Regions from separate parts of the Mus musculus genome. Here region 1 is linked to region 2. A link is a contact called in ENCODE Hi-C or POLR2A ChIA-PET data. All regions are on one chromosome and are shown on one strand. The core of a region is the stretch at or near the end of the contact, and the rest is flanking DNA. Distances in the headings are between cores, read along the strand shown. Region 1 holds the start of B3galnt2 (UDP-GalNAc:betaGlcNAc beta 1,3-galactosaminyltransferase, polypeptide 2). Region 2 holds the start of Lyst (lysosomal trafficking regulator).

What was found. Hi-C counts contacts between places; a loop is a spot of excess contacts on that map. ChIA-PET counts read pairs that join two places held with the same protein, here RNA polymerase II (POLR2A).
Region 1: POLR2A ChIA-PET joins it to region 2 with 13 read pairs in embryonic stem cell. The contact joins the promoter of B3galnt2 here to the promoter of Lyst in region 2. A Hi-C loop is called at or near these places in 1 of 37 maps with a recorded cell type or tissue (regulatory T cell). POLR2A ChIA-PET finds 5 or more read pairs at or near these places in 2 of 5 experiments (both embryonic stem cell).

Annotation. Positions count from the first base shown.
Region 1 is chr13:13,953,291-13,955,990 of GRCm38, reverse strand. It overlaps B3galnt2 (UDP-GalNAc:betaGlcNAc beta 1,3-galactosaminyltransferase, polypeptide 2), which reads right to left and starts at 1,317. Exons shown (of 12, transcript NM_178640.3): 1 at 1,072-1,317. The coding sequence starts at 1,186.
Region 2 is chr13:13,588,969-13,591,830 of GRCm38, reverse strand. It overlaps Lyst (lysosomal trafficking regulator), which reads right to left and starts at 1,422. Exons shown (of 53, transcript NM_010748.2): 1 at 1,335-1,422. Gm30836 (a long non-coding RNA gene) reads left to right here and starts at 630. Exons shown (of 2, transcript XR_382086.4): 1 at 630-1,097.

The sequences.
Region 1 (2,700 bases), core at 68-2,567, 360 kb before region 2:
TAGATTCCAGCAACTCACTCATCTTTGAGTGAGAGAGAGCACAACCCCAACAGATGTTAGGTGGCCAAGCATTTTGTATGTACGGCCCTTTTTTAACTAGTTTGTAAAAGTCTCACAAGCTAAATACGCATATAATGTACTTTCATTATACCACTTGGAAGTCATTCTTTTCAGTCACACAAATAGCCTTTCCAAAAAAATGGTGGTTGTCTAATAGGAAAAGAGATCACTACTAAAATAACCCCAGTGTAATCTGGTAACAGTCGGAGTTTTGAGGATTGCTAAATAAGGTATAAGACTTGGTTCTGTGATGGCTGTGAAGAACTGTTTTAAAACTTTCTGAAAAGAAAACAGCTGTTTGGATATGAAATGGTAAGATAAATCCTAACGTAGTTAAAAATTAAAGCATTACCCTATCTTTAAAATGGCTATAGAGTTCTCGACATATATAAGCATTCCGGGAAAAACTTGAAAATGACACACAGGAGACAAGAAAGTAGTGTTGAGGGTGGCAGGACAACACTGGATACGCACTGTGGGCAAACGCACCTTCAGATTGTAAGGCGAATGAGAACAAAGATTTCATTCCCACGATGGATGAAGTTTGGGAACAAATGTACGCGAAGTTAAAGAAGAATCCGGTATTCTTAGGCTCCTTAATTAGCAAGCTATCCAAGCAGAATACAGGGGCGACTCCACTCACAGCTGAACCCTAGTTCACGTCTAGGTCTTTTCCTGACTCACCTCATGATCAGAGACCACAAAGTACAGTCCGTCCCTCCTCGCTGCAAAGTGAGTCCTGACACGCAAAGCCAACACCGTCAGCACCGGCAAGCTCGCTCCCCCACCCCACCTCGGAGAGAAGCGCCCCAAGTTGTGACCAGGGCCCTCCCTCGACCACGACGCGGGCCGCTGAGCACACGCTGATAAGAAACGAACAGTTGGGTTCGCCCGACACTAAAGAAAGACTCGCTTGTTCCGTCCGTTCTGGGACGTCCGAGCCCTCCCTGTGCCCCTTCAGCCATCCCCCGCGGCCTCCCACGAGCGCAGCGACTCAGCCCCTCACCTCACCTGCCGCGCTGGGCCCGGTGTTGTGGGGGTCCGGCGGGGAACGGAGCCAGAGGTGCCAGAGGTGCAGCGCGGCCCCGAGCACGCAAGGGCACAGCAGCACCAGCCAGTTTCGCATTGGCCGCTCCCACCTCGCGCCCCCGCCGCGCTCTCCCGCGTCCCGGCCAATAGCGAGGGGACCTAAGAACACCGAGTGCCACCAGGAGTGTTCGCGCCCACGCCTGGCGTTGTCTCCGCCGCTCTCTCCTTAGATCCGCACCACGAGCGGCGGCCGCTTCCCGGCCAAGGCCACGCCCCCGCGTGCGTGGCCTTCCCACCCGTTCAGCCCTCCTCGCTCTCGCCCAGCCCTTCAGTCCGCGTCCCTGCACGCTCCTGTCTGCCGGAAGGGCGGGAGCGGTAGTCCCTCGCTGAGCCCAGGAGGGAGGCGTGCCTGAGATTGTAAGCCCGAGAAACTACGTTTCCCAGAGAGCTATGCGTGCTGCTACGCAACGCTGGAGGCGAAGTGCACACACGAAGCATGCGCGTCTCTCATCCGGCCGCGGTGCCTTAGCGGCACACTGAGCATGCGCATCCACCTTCTTGCTAGGGTTCCCCTGTAGTAAAGGCGGGTACCGCACACGGGGAACCTGCACGTTAACTGCTCAAGTTGCTGTACGACCCCCTCCGCTGTGGACATTGCTGCAGGGCGCATGACCTCGAGGAGCAGTTGCCCAGTCGGGGCAGGTTTGTATGGCACCTCAGCGCTCAACGAAATAATAGTGTGCTCCCCTGACCTATCCCATAAGAAGCGCAGCGGGGAGCCTGAGCGCCGAGTAGCAGGGAGTTTCCTGCTTCCCTCTAGTAAGCAACGGCGGGTGAGGAGGACGAGAAACACCGGGGCTTGCTATGGAAAGCGAGGACAGAGGAGAAGCCCGGATCTGGAGGCTGCCTGGGTGCGCACGCGCTCCTCACTAGGGTAACTGTCGGGAAGCACAGAAATGAGAGCTTCAGCTGCCAGATGACTTTGAAAAGTTCCCACCAAGTTGAGGTGACCAAATGTGTGAGGGCTGGGTTTGCAAAAGATCCATCTCCAACCAGCGTTAGGAAACGAGCGGACTTCACTGGAGCCACCTCTCAGGCTCAGCACCATATTGCCACTGAGTAGCGGTTTTGTATTAAAAAAGCAATTGTAGTAACACACACACACACAGACGCCCCCAGTGTCTCACGTAGTTAACAGGAAACTATTCTGCAGAGGATGGCCTTGAACTCTTGATCTTTCTGTCTTCATCTCCACAAGTGGTGCTTTGGGATGGAACCCAGGGCTTAATCCTTACTAGGCAAGCCCTCTACCAACTGAGCTATATCCTCAACCTGACACTGTTAAGATTGACTTTTTTAAAAAGATTTTATTTGATTTTTTTTTTCATTTGTGTGTGTACGCATGTGCAGGCTGGGGGGGGGGGCGTCTATCCCATCCCCTGGAGCTGGAGTTTCCCCGTGTTTGTGAGCCACCCTGTAGGTACTGGGAACTGAAATTGGGTGCTCAGGAAGAGCAGCCAGATCTCTTAACCATTGGGCCATCTCTTCAGCCCCTTAAGATAGCTTTTTCTTTGGCTATTTTTGCAATGTTTTTAATTTCAATTTTTTAAT
Region 2 (2,862 bases), core at 173-2,672:
CATATTCTTCTTACTTATTGTCTGAGGTTCTTCCAGAATATGTATGACCCAAGAAAGGGGGTATTTATCTGTTTATAAAACGTGTCTGGTCCACAATAGGTACTTAAACATCTTTACTAAATGCATATGCTCTATATGCAATTTATTGTCTGGGAAGTATTTTAATGGAAACTAAATAACAGAAACTCATCTCCCCCTTACGTCCTCTATCTTCCAAAGTCTCTCAATATCTGTATGTGTTAGTGTCAACGTGGATGACAGCAACGAGCAGCAGAAAAGTTACTTGCAATGCTCTGTAAATACAGATATCCCCTACCAATCAGCTACATAATAAAAGCTAAGAGCCAACATCTTTATTAGTATAAGGTTACTAGGTGTGGAAGTTAAAAGTAAAGGCAGACCAGCCAAATGCCTTTCAGGAAGAAAAAGCTCAAATTAATGTGCCATATCAACCTGTTAAACAAACCCTGGAGAAAATGCACAATGAATTTGATCCTTAAGGAAATACTGGCCAGAATTCAACACAAATGTGTGTTCTACACGAGTCAACACCTTAAAATTTTTTTCTCACACCATCAACTACCAAGCAAGAGCTGTGTCTGTCTGTCTCTGTCTCTGTCTCTGTCTCTGTCTCTGTCTCTCTCTCTCTCTCTCTCTCTCTCTCTCCATCAAGGATGTTTTGCTGTTTTGTTTATCCCTCTGAGGATTGGATGAGGACACTTTTCTTGACTCCCTGAGCTCCAACCCTCCATCATGAACCCTTGGCCTCCGGTGGCAGAGGAAATCTCCCTGGGTCACGTCCCTATTATATTAGCATCTCAGCCACCGCTCCAGAGGTGCGCGCGAACCACGAAGGGTTGTTTGCAGAGTCCCGCAGCAGGTGTCACGGGCAGGGAAGGGACAGCAAGGACTCCGAAGCACCAGGGTGGGGAATGACAGATGGACCCGCGGCGCGAAGTGAGACGCCCTGAACCTGTCAGCTCCCGCTGTCACCTGCTGGGAAGGACCGGGCAGGCTGAGGGTAGCGGCGGTCCGGGACAAGCGCTTCCCGAGGTGAAGCGCCCCCTGAGGACACCGTCCGCCGCACCAGCCGGCCGGTAAGTAAAGTTACTATGGGGTCCGCGCCGCCGCCACAGCCCTCGGGGCCCGGGTCCGCCTCAATCAGCAACTGTGCAGAGCTCAGAAGGCAAGCGAACCCCGGCCGGGCCGAGCTCCGGGCACCACCCCGTTCCCTTAGCGCGGCACGACCCCGCCCGGGCGGCCCGCCACCTTCCCGCCATGCCCCGCTGAGGTCGAGACCCTGACCCTCTAAAGGAGCCCGCTGCGGTCTTTACCTCCGCTCTGTGGTCCGCCGCGCGCTCTCGCCCGCCGGTGCAGGAGAATCCCGACTCACCAAGGCTGCCAGGCCAGCGTGAGCTCTCACCCCCGCCCCCTCAGGTAACCCGGGAAACCGGGAACACCACCCCCTTCCTCCCCCGCCCAGACCCAGACCCGCTCCTCTGCGCGTGCGCACCGTCCCCGCCTCGAGCGCCTAAAGTCCCGCCCCACCGGGAGGGCACGCTGGGGTCGCCGACGTGATGCGTGGAGAATCTCAGCCAATGAGAGGAAGAAGGCGGGACAAATGCAGCGAGGAGGGCCCTGTGCAGCTTCTCTGAACTCCACCCCTCCCGGCCGCATAAAGCTTCGTCCATCCCAGGCGATTCAGCCCCTAAAAGCGCAAGCCTAGTGTCTTCTTTCTACTGTAAACTCACGTTTACTGGGAAAATTACATCTTTGTTGAAGACTGTACAAAGTGACTGACTGTCTAGAACTTTACCATTACGGAGAGATGATGATCAGTAACCAAGATTATCTTGGACTATCTTTAGGTTCTTTAAAAAAACTGCTTATTACCAACCTTTGTAGCTGACCTAAGATCTTTGTGCCTGTTATGTAAAAAGTTTGGAATGTATTGTTAAACTTAGCCAACGACTGGCTTTTCAGCAGTGCTCAAAAGAAGAGTATCATCAGCTGGAGATTTTCCTGCTATGCTGTAGCCTACCTCCCCGATGTCCTTTCCGCTATATTTGGCAAATGTATTGATTTATGGTCTTTTGTTCTATGGCTATAAGACTGCGTGTAAACCTCTTTCACAGTAGAACATGTAATTCTGGGAAACCCGAATCTCTGTTACTAAGCACTATTCACTCAAAGTTGCCTCAGAATAAACTTTCTTTTGGTTTTTGTTTTGTTTTGTTTTGTTTTGTTTTTTCATGGACAGTATGTGCAATAAACTGTTGTCCTATTTTCTGTTGGAGGTCACAGGATTAAAAAAAAAAAAAAAAAACAAAACAAAAGACAAAAAACGGAAAGGTTCACCAAGATGGAAGCAGGGCTATCCTCAAGATAGCATTGGGGCCTGAACTTATATTTCTGTCAAACAGAAAGAGAGAAACTTGCAAAAATTCTGGGTCCAGGTATGATACCCTACCTAGCCCTGTTCAAATATGCTAGCATACAGTGGGCAATGTGACAAAGATCCTTGCTTAAAGCAAACTTTAGTCAGACTTTGAACCTTCTCCTTGGCCCATGTGCTATGTGTGCACATCTTTGTAAACTCTAGGTTTAGCAATCGCCAAGGCAGTTTAGCAAGAACCCACACATACACAATCACACCCTCCCTATCTACAAAATCTCTCAGTCCCCACCTTTGGTATCTATTCATGCTGGCCTGCCTTCAGCATGAATCTTGTGAGGTTGATGCTACCAACATTCACCTATGTTGGTATCAACCATGAGCTCCACGTTTCTTGACTATAAATCCCCAGGTATCCCTAGTGTGTTTAAATCAGAGGCCAACTATGTACCTGGGTTCTTTTTGTT